Linked DNA regions of Homo sapiens: region 1 is linked to region 2. Evidence: chromatin loops called from intact Hi-C (ENCODE). Cell type or tissue: Calu3. All regions are shown on one strand. Links, peaks and the distances in the headings refer to the core of each region. The heading gives the core; the rest is flanking DNA.

Region 1 (7,741 bases), core at 2,747-5,246, 780 kb before region 2:
TGTATGTTCTCTTTGTAATAACCAGTTCTATTTTCTTAAAAAACACCGTTTTTAATGCATCTCACAATCACAAAACCCAAGATTTTACAGAATTGAATTATTTATACCTTTCCCTCACCAATTATTCCATTGATGAGGGAAGACTACCGTATATCATATTCTAAAAGGGAAAAGTTGAGTTAATCACAAAAACCAATTATAGTAAGCCTTGAAGCTTCTGCCTTAAACTCAAGATAGTGCTCTCTTGCTCTTTGGTTCATCTGCTAGGACAGTCTAATATACATTTGAAAATATGTCAAACATCTTGTTAAATAATTTCCTCTTCGATCTCTTTTTTATATCTTTATCCCAGCTCCTGTACAAGTCTATGTTTTCTCAAAGGCATTTAATCCCCAATTCACAGAAAGACCCTGTGAAGACTCTGGGAAACAGTCTTCCTTGGTCCATGGATGGATCATCTGAGAGGGCTCTACTTACCTGGTTAGGGTTTGCTATGACCATTTACTTCTAATTTCCAGTTGGTGATTTCATTATTTGGCGATTTCATTATTTAGTGATTCATTACTTGGTTTCATTATAAGTTCCTCAAATTTCTTTAACAGAAAAAGCAGAAGAATATCAGCATATTTTTGTCTGCTTTGAATTTTATAACCTATTAAAGGTAATTTTTAAGAAAAATGTCTTTATAAAATGTCTTTATAGCCACTGTTAAGACTGCCATTTGATTCTGTCCCACTCCACCACCAGAATATGTTTCAACAAATGAAGGCCTTTTTTCAGGATTGTTTTATTTTTCCCTCTGTTGAATTCCTAATGCCTAGAACAGTTGCCAAGTTCATGACAATAACTAGTTGTTGAATGAGTGACTGAATCTCTCACAATGAAAGAAGTAGGGACGTGATGCTGTGAGAATGCATGGGTCTTAGAGCTTGAATACAGAAAATCTGGGTTCCAGTTCCCATTCTTCCTCTTACTAGATGGGTGACCTTGAGAATTCTGTATTACCTCTCAGGACATCAACTTATTCATCAGTAAAATAACAGGGTTAGACTAGATCATTTCAAAAAGCCCTTCTTCGGGTCTAAAAATCTGTGAACGCATTTATGGTATAAATTCACACAGACAAGCAAGCTTCATTATATAACATAATAGTTCAAAACTGATATTGATACTAAGGGTTTTAATGAGAGGTGAGAAGAAAAAAAAATCCCAACTTGACAATAACAATCATATTTAAGTAAATTAAACCTTTGGAAAAATCGCAGATCCCCAGCATGACAGGAGGCCATGTGGCCAAATAATTTGCACACAAATGACCCAGAAAGCTAAGACATGGGCTGCAGCCCAATCAGTGACTTAAGGCAGTTCATCTGGTTTTCTCTGATACTTTGAGCCTTACTGAAAATGGAGGAACCCTAAAATCGTTTTTTGAAACATATTCTGGACCTGAACTACCTTTAACATAAAGGGTAAATCAATTTCCACAATTTACTTCAGTACATCATAAGTGTGTCTTAAAATGTGAATGCCAGTCAAAAATCTTTGGTCAATTAATATTGTATATATTTTTTTCTGTTAAAGTGTTCATTCCAGAGGTTTGTTTTGACATTTTTACTGTAACCATTCACCGTTGCAAAGAAGAAATATATGAATGGAGATGAAAAGCACCAAAATCTTGTTAGTGTTAAACTCCTTTGTGAACAAAAGCTAGCAGAAATAAATGTAATGTGGAATGGCTTTCCTGGAGTAGGGTAGGATGGGTCTTGGGGGGTGGAGAAGACTAAATTGGTACTGAGACGAGCCTTTCAGATATCTTTTTAACTGCTTTAACTGCTTTTCAAGCAAAGCTGATGTAGTTATTTTAGTCTTTTGCCATTTTTGTCATTTAATTCACCACTGAGAATAGCCCTATTTCCACATTTGCATCCTTTCAGTATAAAAAGGTATTCACAATTAAGGTGAAAGAAAGCTTCCTCACTGAGAAATATGGGATTCGGGCTGTTAATGATCTACTGCTTAGCATTTTCAGAAAAACCAAGGATCTTTTTGTGTTTCAGCAGTATGGTTAACTGGAATGGATATAGAACCTGGATCTGCAACTCTGGTTTTAAGGCCTGGCTATGCACTTTGCTATGGTAGCTAAATGGATTCATTCTCTCAGTTTTCTCATCTGCGAAATGGGGGTAGGGAGTTCATAACAAACATTTTAAAAAGCAAATATCTCCCTTTGATCAAATGCTTTCATTTCAGGAAAAGAAAATATTTTCTTCTTTTCTTTATGAAAAACAAGACTGAGACCTGAAATATTAGCTTAGTTACTACCAGTCTGAATCCAATACAATAAACCTGAGTTCTCAAGATATCTCTTTTACTGCCTGCTTTCAGATCCTTGCTCTTCTGCTTACCAACTGTTATAACCTTGGTCAAGTAAATAAATCTTCCCAATCCTTACTTTCCTTCTCTGTAAAATGAGAAACTATCGTAGTACCTAATCCACAGGATTGCAGTGGAAATTAAATGAGAAAATGACGATAAAGGTTGCAACACAGCACCTGGCAACGAATAAGCACTCAACACATGTTAGTTTTTATTGTTATAATTGCGATTTTATCCTCAGGAGGAGCTGCAACTCTTTACGACCTGTTCAGATCTCCTGGATTGATGAACACAGAGGAAAGATACCAGATCCCTCTTCATTTCAGCCCCATCCCCTTACTTATTAGCAGTTCAAAGATTCTGCCATCCACCTGAAAATACCAAATAAGAAAACAGACGCCATTTTAAAAGATTGTCTCGTGGATCCTGCCTAGATAGAACAAACTAATTCCGGGGACAGTAAAAAAAAAGTCCTTTGGCTTCTTTCCCCAGAAGAGTGTGTGAAGAAAGTAGAAGCAAATATTAATAGTACTGATCACTTACTAGACCTATCTATACTTATTTTTTGCCTAAGCTTTTGAATTTTTTTCTTAAAAAACTATCATTCTCCAAAGACAGTAAACATCCAGAGGCAACAGACTTTACTAAAAGTCACAATAATCATAGCATACTATGCCCATCTCTAACTCAAGGCTGCCTGAATAGAAAGAAACATTGTGATTTCTAACAACCTTTTCCTGAGAACAGAGAAGCACACAGCCTATTTCACTGTACCACTCAAAGCATATAGCCTATTTCAAGGTTAAACTAGTTTCAAAACGCCATACAAAACTAAGTCATGAATTGTCTAGATAAACAAAACAATCACTTCCCCAGTTCCATAGTGAGGGGTGGGAACACAGGAAACCTCGCAGAAATGGATAACTCTCTCTCTCTCCTCCTCAGTATAAGAATGAAAACTTTTCGGCCCATGCTAGGACTTGGGACTGAAAGTAGGATTCACACTCAGATACGGGAGGAAGGGTTAAATTAAGAGGAATCTGTCTTCCTTTACCCTCCCTCTCCCCAATTCACAGAATAATTATTGGTGTCTACAACCTGAAATATTAGTAAACATTTCCTCCAATAGCTAAGGAAATGCTTCCAGAAACATGCACATCGGTAGTGCTCTTCCAGACTGGCAAGTGTGGGTTTGAAGTGTGTGCGTGTGTGTGTGTATATATATGTGTGTGTGTGAGAGAGAGAGAGAGAGAGATTTTGATGCTTGGAAAACATATTCTAAAAAGCGGCCATAATTTCTTTTTCAGGGGGGCCCCTTTTGGCTCCTTCAGACCTCAGCCCAGAGAACCAGAGAAGGGTCAGAGACGCACGAGGGAGAGGCTGAACTCACACTTACCTTTGACCAGTAGAAGAGGTGAGAGTGGGGTTTGGCGCTTTGTTTGTTTTTGTTTTGTTTTCTGTTGCTTTTAGCACGCCCCCAGCGCCAGGGCACTGGAGGGTGGAGGCGGGTCCGGGCTGGGCAGAGCCCGCGGGGCGGAGGGGACCGAGCGGGCCGCCGCGCCTGCCGCGTCCGGCCAGCAGGGGGCTCCGGCGCTCTTCTCCGGGCGTATTGGGCTCAGCCCGCGCGGCCCGGACCTCGGGCAGGGCAGGGGATCTGGAGAAGGGAGGACCAGGGGAGGAGGGCGAGAGCTTGAGAGAGACAAACGGGGGTGAGCCGCACAGCGGGGTTCCCCAAGAGCCAGCGGAGCCTTCTCGGAGCTGCTTAAGACCTGACAAATCCTGGAGGAGCCAGGCGTTTTCGTGAACGGGGTCTGAGCCTCCGCCTTACCAAGGCTCCCGAGTCCCGCGGGGCCGTCTTGCTCCGGCCTCCAGCCCGGGGCGCCCTTGGCCCGACGGGCAGCCGTCCTTGCGAGGGCGTTAGGGAGTGAGCCGTGGTCTCTGGCCCAAACTCGGGAGGACAGCAGAGAGCTCGGCCAGGGCTGCGGGGAGAGCGATGACTCCCACGCCCCCGCGTCCGCACCAACCGCGCCTCGCGCTTCTGGAGCCGCAAAGCTCAGGCCCACTTAGAGAGGCAACGATTTGTCTATGGATGTCCTGTGTAACCACACCTTTGCTTTGGCTTCCTTTCCTCGATCTGAAATCCAAGGTGGTGGTTGATTTTTTCGCTCTCCTACTCTCCCAGAGGAGGCCCCGGTCCGAGCCAGCGCTGGCGGGCTGCGGCTGCTGAAACTAGAGTTCCTGTGGCCAGAATGGTGCCCCTTGCCCGCTCCAGGGCTTCAGAGAAGAGCGAGCCCGGCCCGGGGCTAGGGTGTCCGGCCTGCCCCGCGAAGGCGCGCTGGGCCTGGAGACTTTGCGCTCTTCACTTCGCCAGACGAGAGTTTAGCCCGGGGCCCGTCCGCGACACCTGGCCTCCGGCGGTTTTCGGGACCCTCTCTCAAAACTGCGCGAGCGCCGAGATCACTCTGGTATTAGCTCCCTTTAGATGAGGAAGGCATTGTATCTTTCTAAGGGGGTCTCTCAGACCTAAGTTATTTTGGTCTGCAGTGGTAGTAATGGCCTTGAATTTGTTTAAACTTACTGCCCACGACACCCTCTCCCCAAATCCCCCTACACCCACACAGTACGCTCCATCACGGCCACCACCACTCCCACTCCATTTGCATTTGAAAACCTCTGGAAACATAAGCGCTTTCAGGATGAACTCTCTCTCTCTCTCTCACTCTCTCTCTCTCTCACTGTCTCTCTCTCTCTCTCTCTCTCTCACACACACACACACACACACACACACACACACACAGCCCGCCAAGTGGAAACTGAGTTGAGTCATAGGATGCATATGAATAGGATTGGATGGTCCTTTGCTTCTGCGGATAAGAATGTTTAATAACCCAGGATTCCGGGCAATAACAGCATTACAGGGTTTCTAGAACTCTGTTCTGATCCTTTAGAAATTGTTAGAACAATAGTAATGATAGTAGGAGGAGAAGTAGGACTATGTTTTTCAAGGCACTTGCAAGCAATCTGCTACATCGTTTATGGGAGAACTTAAAAATATTCCCCTTGATTAAGACTCACAGGTCAAATATCATCTCTCTTTTCTGCATGCTAATTAAAAGCAACTCTGTTCTTAGGTATTTGACAGTCATTTGAATCAAGATACTTGAAAATTTCTGACTCAATAGCAATGTGCTTCAGTACACACAATCAAGTATAATCATATATATGTGAGATATGACTTTGAAGAGGAGATGACTTTTTTAAAAAAAAGACGCATACTCAAAGACAACTAGAAATGGCTGCTGCAGGCAACCAGTCACTGCTCTGACTACAACATATTTGTGCAATTAATAGTCTCACAACCTAGTCCAAATCCCCTCTTTACTTGGAGCAGGAGTGTTAATGAACTGTAGATGCAAAGCTCTTAATGTATAGATGTAGTGTCCTCTTGAAATTTAACAAGCTTTGAAAATGTAATAAAACAGAGATAAGTATTCAGGTTATTTTTAGTTTGTGTTGGCTTGTTGTGTTTTTAATATTGTTTAAAATATGACACAGTTATCCTCAGTTCCTATCCCATATGTCCATTCTGGAGGATCCAGAAAACATATCAGTAGTTAGGGTAACAAAAAATCCTCCAAAAAAGACCCAAGTTTTGCCAGTAAACTTTAAGTCTTTATTGAGCATTTCATAATAGCTTTAAAAAAACAAAGTGCGGTTCATGTTTCTAGCTACTTTCATACAATGTTGAAATAATACTATAATTTGACTAGGTAAGATTCTTATTGATTGCTAATTTGGTGTTAGAATTGATTATATTTCACATAATGATATCCCACTGCTCAATGAGATGAATATTTATGTAATAGGGAAATACCATTGCTGGTTTCTTTACAACTCAGTGTGAATAGCCACATCGTTGACTTCCAAAGAATAAAAGAATCTTTCCATAAACCTTCTGAAGTCGTTTCTATAAACTTGCTCCACTTTCTAATATTGTGAAAGAGTTGATGTAATTTAATTTCTATTCTGTCAATTATAAATTTATTTCATCTTGGCAAGGTGCCCTATTTGGAAAAGTTGATTGTGGGAAAGGATGATAGTATAGCAGGAATATGGAGGTTGAAATAATGTTTAATTTTATAATCAAGATAAATGGTGTAATTGACCTCATCATATCAGGAGCAGGGAGAATCTGAAATGGTTTGATTTGCACACACTTCATTGAGTCTACCAAAAGCATACTGATATCAAATTGCCCAGGGCTATATATTTATTATGAGAATTCATAATTCCAATCCTGTTACATATGTTTTTTTTTTAATTTTGCTGGATCTTATGGAATAAGGATAAGGGAAGATGAAGAAAACTATACTAAATGTGTCAAAATGCTCCTTGTATCACAACAAAGTGGATGGTTTACTCAATGCAGCTAAATTCTCAGAAGAAAAACTGAAGTCACATCTTTAAAGAGCATTTTTCTTAATGTACTACCTATCTGTAAATAAATAGTTTAAACCATAATGAAAGCAAACTTAAAAAGTTGACTCTAGTTAAATATTGGGAGAGACTGAGTAACTTGTGTACCATCAATTTCCTGAGGACTTGGCCAAATTCTGCCTGCACTTTCAGCCTAACCTGCAGGGGGCAATAGCTTGACACGAATGACAACAAAGGCTGCTGAACTATTAGACTTGAATATCTGACTATGACCCTGGAATGTTGTGTAGGTTGGAAAGAGTGCTTAATTAATGTATATTGAAACAAAAGATCAGGTAAATTGTTTGATTTGTCTTCAAGCTATATTTTTAGACTAATTTAATTCATAACTGTTAGGTTTTTTTTTCCTTAAAGAGATTATCAAAGTTTTAGGAGACACATTCATCTTTAGAATTTTCCTGAACACTAATTGTTTACTACAGAATTTATGTAATGTATGTTACCAAAGAAAAGACAGCAGAATCAAAGTGACCATAGTTTTCAGTGTTCAAATGGATGACAAAAATCAGAGGAAATATGGAATTTTGAGATATATTTAATAAAAGATAGTCACATATCTAGATAATAAACCCTATTTCAATATTTTTTAAACCTATAACTATAAATGGGTGGGGGGCAGTCATCCCATTGTTTGCAATATGTCTTCTTTCCATGTATCAAACATTATTTTTTAAAACTGGTTTAAACTTAAAATCACGATCAACAATTAGTGAGTTATCTCTTTTATTGCTATATATTTTTCTATTACAAGTGGAATAGAATTTATTGGCTATCGATAATCCACACTCTCTTTCCCTCCTTCTCGGTATTTCCACTCCCTCCCCCATCCCTATATTTCCCCATCAACTGATCTGGGAAGACTGGAAAC
Region 2 (8,605 bases), core at 2,799-5,298:
ATATATGTGTGGGGAATCTGCCATGTTTAAACAAAGTATGGGGTATGCTTAATGTAATTTCAAAAACAATCCCTTGGAAATTGTAATATCAGAATCTAATGTCTTACAGATTCACCACTATGCTCACTACCTGGGTGACAGGATCATTCATATCACAGACTTCAGCATCATGCAATATACTCATGGAACAAATCTGCATGTCCGTCACCTGAATCTAGAATCAAAGTTGAATTTTTTTAAGAAGTCATATATTTTAAAAGTCAATTTCTGCCATTCAGAAGCTCAAGTTTAGTGTCTGCAAAGAGCTGTGGGAAAAAAAAAATTTTTACGAAATACCATTGTCTTAGTAAGAGTGTAATATATATTTATGTATATATGTGTTAGAGTGTGCATATATATCTACACACAGTTAAAATTCATACACTGATAGTAAATTTCATTGTGCAAGAAAAACAGATTATTATCTGCACTGTCAGAATTCAGGGTTATAGATTTCTCTAGCCCTTTGCATCATTACTACATAACAGAAAACTTTGTTTCTTCCTAAATGATGCTTTATTTTCAACTGTACACATCAGATTATCCTCATTTGGCTGTCCTCATTTTTCTCTGCATATTTTGAAACTTTTAGAGGGGAGCAACAACAGGAAATCTGTTTGGGGGTTTAATAAAACCACCAGGTATTTGGCATAATTGCAGCTCTGATCTGTGACTTTTTAAATCTAGGCATTGAGTTAAGAACATTAAGAAACATTGAACTATCACAGCTTAGTCATGTGCCGGCACATTATCAACAACAATGGCACATCTCTTTCCCTGTCCATTTACTTTCTGTAGTTTCTGGTTGTTCTGCCCTGAACTGTAATGTGATAAGGGGCAGTCAGAAAGTAAATGTAACTTTTAAAAATTAGATTATCAAAAACACAGATTTGTTATAGACTGGCGCATTACTTTTGGCTTTTCTGGTACTTTCTTATGAGATGAAGCCCCTGAGTAGGCAAACTTTCACTAACATTTCTGGTAGTTACTAGTAGTTAGGTATTGCTCAAGACAGAAAGAAACATTTTAGAATAAGGAAAATATTAAGCTGCAATCAAGAGAAATTCTTTTTAATCTTTGCATTTCCTGGAACAGACTGAGTCATGAGATGAATTGACAGTAAACACTTAACACTGGCACATTAGTCAGAGTTAGTCACATAAGGTGAACTAGGCAATCACAAACTAAATAAATAGATCAGAAATCCCAAAGACAAAGGGCTAAATATAGTAGAATGCTCAGAAACAGCAATAAGGATGCATGGTGTGAAGTAAGTTGAATAGGAGAGTGAATAGTTGACAATGAGATTGGAGGACTAACCAGAGATCATGTAGGCCCTGCATGGATTTTGGGATTTATTCTAATTGTTAAGGTAGTTATATGATCTAATTTCAATTTCTAAATAAATGGGCACCATGGCTGTTGTGTAGCAGACAGACTATACAGCATAAGAATGGGGACAGGGCAATTATTTTTAAAGCTAATTCAGGAATCTAAGCAAGAGACAGTTGTGGTTTAGACCAGTGTAGTAGCAATGGAGGAATTGGAGGAGGGAGAATGTTGTGTTCAGAATATGTTTTAGAGAAGGTCAATGGGATTAACTGATGGGTTGAATGTGTGATACAAGAGGAAAGGGAATTATAAATAACTTCAAATAGTTTGGGCTGAGCATGTGAACAAACAGTAGTGCCATTTTAAGTAAACTCTGGAGAACAGCTTTATGGCAAAAGAGTAAGGGAGGAGGATCAATAGTTCATTTCTGATTTGAGGGGCATTTTGTTTGTTTGTTTATTTGTTTGTTTTGTGTTTTTTGTGTTCTCTTTTTTTTTTTAATTTCAACTCTCATTTTAGATTCAAGGGTACACGTGCAGGTCTGTTACATGGGTAATTTGTGTGATGCTGGGGTTTGGGATATGAATGATCCTGTCACCCAGGTAGTGAGCTTAGTACCCAGTGAGTTGTTTTTCAACCCTTACCTCCTTTCCTTCCTCCCTTTCTCTGGTAGTCCCAAGTGTCTGTTGTTCCCATCTATATGTCCATGTATACCCAGTGTTTAGCTCCCACTTATAAACGAGAATATACAGTATTTGGTTTTCTGTTCCTGCGTTAATTCACTTAGGATAATGGCCTCCAGATGCATCCAGGTTGCTTCAAAAGACATGATCTTATTCTTTTTTATGGCTGCATAGTATTCCATGGTGTGTATGTACCAGATTTTCTTTATTCAGTTCACCATTGATGGGCACCTGGGTTGTTTCCGTGTCTTTGCTATGGTGAATAGTGCTGTGATGAACATACAAGCACATGTGTCTTTTTGGTAGAACAATTTATTTCCCTTTGGATATATACCCAGTAATGAGATTGCTGCATTAAATGCTGGTTCTGTTTTAAGTTCTTTGAGAAATCTCCAAACTGCTTTCCACAGTGGCTGAACTAATTTACATTCTCACCAACAGTGTATAAGCATTCCCTTTTCTCCACAACCTCACCAGTATCTGTTGTTTGTTGACTTTTTTTTTTTTTTTTTTGAGACAGAGTCTTGCTGTGTCACATTTGTTGACTTCTTAATAGCCATTCTGACTGGTGTGAGATGGTAACCCTTTGTGGTTTTGATTTTCATTTCTCTGGTGATTAATGATGTTGAACATTTTTTCATTTTTTCATTGTTGCCCACTTGTATGTCTTCTTTTGAGAAGTGCCTGTTCATGTCTTTTGCCAGCTTTTTAATGGAGTTATTTATGTTTTGCTGGTTGACTTGTTTAAGTTTCTTATAGATTCTGGATATTAGACTTTTGTTGGACGCATAGTTTGCAAATATTTCCTCCCATTCTGTAGGCTCTCTGTTTAAGCTGTTGGTAATTTCTTTTGCTGTGCTGAAGCTATTTAGTTTACTTAGGTCACACTTGTCAATTTTTGTTGTTGTTGCAATTGCTTTTGAGAACTTAGTCATAAGATTTAAATATAAGACCATTAAGAGTCCTAGAAGAAAACCTAGGAAACACCATTCTGGACATCAGCCTTGGGAAAGAATAGTTCTTTTTGGATATGTTGAACTTAAGACATCTTATCAGACATCCAAATGAAGATATAGATTAACTAGTTAGATATTTGACCCTGAAGTTCAAGGAGAAGAAAGAACTGAATACATAAATTGAACCTTCATGCCATAAACATGTTATAAAAAGTTGTGGAACCTGTTGAGATAAACTAAGAAATGCATACAGATAAAGAAAAAAAAGAGGTCCAATGGCTATTTTAGCATTTTATGAACAGGAAGAGTAAGAAGATCCAGCAAAAGAAGCTGAGAGGAAGAAGATCAGGAGAAGGCATGATAAGCCATGTGCAGTGAGATAGCTATGCACATGTCTATGCCTCAAGGAGAGAGGAAGCTAACAGGAAGCTGACTTATCATGGAAAAGAACTGAAGGAAGATTTCCTGGAAAGAGGAAGGATTGAGATAAATTAATCTTCAAGGTTTTAGGCTTATAAATAATTGGCAAACTATTATCCACCTCTTCTAGAATCTAAATCTTGCTCCCTTTAAGGTGTGTGCATTCTTATAGGAAATAGATGACATATATTCAAACACCTCAATTTTTAGAAATTTCAAAATTTCTAAAGCCACTTTCACATACTCATAATAACCCTGAATGACAAATGTTTGTAACTACTATTACGCAGAGTTTACAGGTAAAGGAAAATAAGGTGAACAGATCTGCCCAAAGGCAAATAGACCACTGCAAAGTGACAAAATTGGGAGTAGAACCTCTTGCCCTCTGAATCCTAGATTCTTATACTTTTCACTCCATTACCTATTGCAGTAGAAAATTTGGTACCTGTCAAAGGAGCAATTCAAACAAAGATCTGTAGGAGCTCCATGGGGGAGTGATCACTTCTTACTGGAAGGATCAGGGAAGACTTTGTGGGAGAGATAACATTTTAACTAAAACTTGAAGAAAGAATATGATTCCAGGATAAAAGTTACCTAGTCATGGTATTCCATGCTCTGGATGATTTTGTCCCAGCTTACATCTCCAGCCTTTTCTGTTGCCATCCCCTGCCACTGCCCCAGGCCATAATCAACCATACTGAGCTACTCACACTTTTACCTAATGCCAAGGTTGCTCTTGCTTCTATACCTATGGTACCTACAAGCATACTGCTACCTTAGACACAGAGGCATTTCTACCCTTAGAACCAGCTTCTCAGTCCAATATTTTCCTTACACTCCCCAAACTACTTTAGAAGCCCTTACCCCTGATTCCATGCATCTTATGCATCCTGTGCATCTCTCTCGTGTTTATATCATATTCTACATATAATTTCTTATCTGTGAACTTCAGGGGATCAGAGACTTGCCTGGCATATAACTGATCCCTAGACCCACACACTAGGATACAATGGTTACCAACCAGCACTGATCACTTTTTGACAACCTGGAGCAACTTCCTGTGTAATAGAACATATTATGTTGGTGCAAAAGTAATTGCGCGTTTTGCCATTGAAAGTAATGGCAGAAACTGCAGTTACATTTGCACCAACCTAATAGTAAATGCTGGTTTCTGCTTTATCATCATGAATGAGTATTTGTACTTTGGTTCATATTATTTTGTATTAGTCCATTTCGCCTTGCTATAAAGGAATACCCAAGGCTGGGTAATTTATAAAGAAAAGAGGTTTAATTGTTTCCAGGTTCTGCAGACTCTACAAGAAGCATAGTGCTGGCATCTGCTTCTAGTGAGGACCTCAGGAAGCTTCTGATCATCGGGGAAAACAAAGGGAGAGCAGATCAGATGTGTCACATGGCAAGAGAGGGCACAAGAGAGATGCCAGGCTCTTTTAAACAAGCGGCTCAGGTGTGAAATAATAGATTGCTAGAACTCATGCATTACCACAGGGATGGTACCACACCCTTCATGAGAGATCTGCCCCCATGGCCCAAATATAACCCACTGGGCCCCACCTCTGACAGCGGGGATTACATTTCAACCTGAGATTTGGAGGGGACAAATATACAAACCATATCATGTTCTAGGTTCCTTGAATTTAGATGTATATATCCAAATTCATATTTATTTTCTCGTTTTTATTCTTTAAAATGTAAGCTGCTAAAGTAAATATTGCCTTAACTTTATGTTGTATAAAATCTCCTATTTAGCACAATAGGCATCAAAGAATAATTCACAGGCTGTGATGATAATAATTTAGAGTTTTGTTCTTTCTTCAAAAGTAAATGTTTCCTTCAACTTTACCCTGAAAATTCAAGAGGAAAATTGAAATGATGGCTTGTGAACTTTTTGTTGCATATACATTTCATTATTGCCTTATCCCTGGAATATTATTACTAAATAATTTTGTTTCAGAATTGTACAGATATCAAGAAATATTGGGGCTTCAGGGTTTCAAATAATGCAAAAGACATATCAGACAAGCAAGACACTTGCATTTTAATATGTGTGAACTCATGCAAGAAAGAGAACAGGATTGAGAGAGCTGGATAAATGTCTTACAAAAAAGCAATAAACATACAAATCCTCCAGGAAAACTGGTGCAGTAATTCAATCACATATTGACAATGTCTATATTCCTAGATAAATGCAAAAAGACTTTCCAATTTATAAATAGCTTACCACCTTCCTTAGTCCTCTCTCCACACTGTTTAAAGTCCATGACAGGTAAACACACAAAAGCAAAGATTTACACTTTAAAGGTTTAACTGCCATTTTGCAGTCAGTATGGAGGTAATTGTACTATATTAAAAAGTGGTATCTTGTGAGAGGGAGTAGTTTAGTTGGAGTATAGATGAAGAGCTAGTCTGTGCCTCAAACATATTTTATATAATTCTGCATTGATTTTCTGCATTCCTTTTTTGCAAAGATTTTAGGATCAGAAAATATTGCGTTTCACCCTTGGCCTTGTTGGGCCCATGGCAAACTATATTTTGAAAGGCCTGAACAGTTAGAGAATTATGTTTCTAAAATTTATCTTTTTGCTGGATACTATTAGCAAATTTGACTTAAAACACATTTAATTTTGAAAATTGTATGTCATAACATTAAAATACAGTCATCTACAAGTTGTTTGAAATAACTATTTGGCATTTAATGAAAGGAAACATCCCACATTTCTGTCTCCTCTTTAATTTTATAGTAACACCCGTAAAATGCCCTTATTTCTGATTCCCTTAGGCAACTTTAGGGTTGAAAGTTTTGTACATTGACTTCAGCTTAAATGTGATTTAACATTTAATATCCACTCTCCTCTGAAACTGACGGGAGAAAACACACTTGTTTCATTTTAGCACAACTGAAAATAAAGACCAGTGATAGGCCACATCCTACTTATCTGATCTCAGAGACACCTTATAATAGAAAGTTCAGGGTTCTGATTGTTCAATATTCTAAAGCAGTCATTCATGTAAGTTCCATCAGAAAGATATGAAATAGCTTGTAGTAACGTATCTTTTCCTCAGTCAAAAAGAAAAAAAGCTTGAACTGAGTGAAGATCACTATGTCATTAATCTACTTAAAGATTAACCTTTTTAAACAGCCAAGATGTGTAACGTACTTGTTCTTATTCAAAGTTCAATTGTGTTCAGCACCATGGAAAGTTTTATGATTGAATATATGTAATTATAGTATATAGAGATTAAAAATAACTCAAGGGATTGAACAAAGTTTTCCAGTAGTTAATCATTAATGAAGATCTTAAATCTGTACTTTAAATACAGACAAAACTAGTTATAATGATCTCATTAGTGCCTTATTAAGGTTATCTATTTTAGTATTTGTCAGGACAATTCAGACGGAAATGAACTTCTTAACATGTTTAGGAGAGGTTGATGATCGTTTACTCAGTTAAAAGACATACCATAGCTGATTAATTGCTGTGCAAATAAAGAGTCAGACTAGAAGCAACAGAATAGCTAAATGTAGCCCATTCTGAAATTTAACTTTCATGCTTGTGCTCTCTGCCACATTTTTGTTTGTTTTTATTCATGAGGCCAGAAAATATGTTTTAAAATATAGAGGAAGTTGGAGAAAAAGTAGAGAAAAAGTAAACAAGACTGTGAGTTTTATTTTCCTAGGACTTGGCTGAGTGTCAAATTGAATGGAGACCTTTCACAGGCGTTCAAAACTTGTGTTTTTAAAAGAGAAAAATGTGCTGGTTTGCCTTTGACAAAGTCTGTTGCTCTAAGTTCAAATTGCAGAAAGAATAAAATTTTTCAGAAAGAGGCTAGCAATTACTTACGGTATCAGTTTGCTCTTAAAAAGGAACACTGTGATATAAGGGCAACTGAAGCTGCAGTTATTGATATAAATATACTTCAGGGAGAAGAACAGAGTGAATGTCAAATCATCAGGGAACATGCTTGAGATCAATTATTCAAAGTGTGGAAGTCCTTCCATTTGGATATTGTGATTCAATAGTTCACCAAGTGGGAGAAAGGAGAATGCAGCTATTTGAGGATGTGGTAAGGTACAAAACAGTAGTGAGTAGGGACTAAATTGAAAATGATCTATATATTTATGCCCTAGTAATTTCTTTTAATCTGCATTAGCAAAACATGCTTTTATGGGGTTTTCAAAATATAATATCGGCAGAATGTGGAGAATATGCAGATTTCTTGAAAAAGGTTGAATTTAAAATAGCAATCTCTCTTTGATCTTTATTACAATTTTTCCTCCAGTACACATTACCTCTTCTAAGAGGACAGGTGAGGCTTTGATAAGTATTGCCATATCTGATTGATCTCTAAAGCCCAAAGAACCTACTTGCTTAAAGTTTTTCTGAGCTGGTCCTTTTTGTCTAATTCCACAAGATTATCTCTGGGAATACTGCAATTAACTTCTTCCTGATTTTATTTTATTTCTCTCCCTTCTGTCCATTCTCTACACTACATTTAATTTTCTTTTATTTTCAAAATCCTTGTTAATGATGTCCACAAGCTCATTCCTAAGAACGTTTCTATCCTTAGCTTTCCCTGCCTGCCCCCAGGCTCAGCTGTGCTCCAGTCAGAGGGAACTGTTCTACTCTCTAATGCACCATGCTCCCCACACTCCGTGCCTTATCTCTTGTCTGGGGAAATCCCAGCTTCCTTCAATGTGCCAACAAACCTTCTCTATGAATTCTTTAGCTGAATTTGATGCTTCCTTTGATGGGAAACATACTTTCAGTGTGTTTCTGTCAAAGGACTTATCATTTTGTGTGGTTACTGCATTTCTCTTTTAGCAGTTTGCAAGTTCTTTCAGCACAGAAATGTCCTCTTGGTCATTTTTTAAATCTTGCATTAGCAAAGTACCTGGTATGTAGTAGTAGGCACTCAATAAACACTTGGGGAAAGAATAAAAGAGGCAGGTATTAAGAGCAGAAATCTTCCTGAATAAATTTGCTCGAAATATGTAAGAGTTTGTGAGAGAACTTACATAACTAACTTCTCCTTAAACTGTTTAAATAGGCAAGGATGGCTCTTGAAGAACATAACCAGACAAAGTTTATCTTTGTCCCTCTCACTTTTACTTCCTCTTTTAGCAGACAAATTCCCAGTGTTCACAGCACCTTTCTT

What was found. A loop is a pair of places that touch in the nucleus more often than their neighbours do. Peaks named below come from ENCODE experiments on the same cell type or tissue, not always from the same donor. Only the 100,000 strongest peaks of a DNase experiment are listed, where the experiment ranks them.
Region 1: a loop joins it to region 2, with 4 times the contacts of the local background. A loop is called at or near these places in 3 of 110 quality-filtered maps.

The regions. Positions count from the first base shown.
Region 1 is chr1:98,050,535-98,058,275 of GRCh38, reverse strand. It overlaps LOC124900404 (a long non-coding RNA gene), which reads right to left and starts at 3,897. Exons shown (of 2, transcript XR_007066241.1): 1 at 3,773-3,897. RefSeq lists a silencer at 3,796-4,055. In Calu3, for the core only: a CTCF peak has its summit at 3,952 (motif pointing right); DNase peaks (open chromatin) are centred at 3,955, 4,305, 4,605 and 5,155.
Region 2 is chr1:97,270,639-97,279,243 of GRCh38, reverse strand. The region is part of intron 18 of DPYD (dihydropyrimidine dehydrogenase); the gene reads left to right. The region is part of intron 2 of DPYD-AS1 (DPYD antisense RNA 1); the gene reads right to left. Among named protein-coding and RNA genes, the nearest start is that of DPYD-AS1, 180 kb to the right of the region's middle. In Calu3, for the core only: no CTCF peak of the experiment used is centred there; no DNase peak of the experiment used is centred there.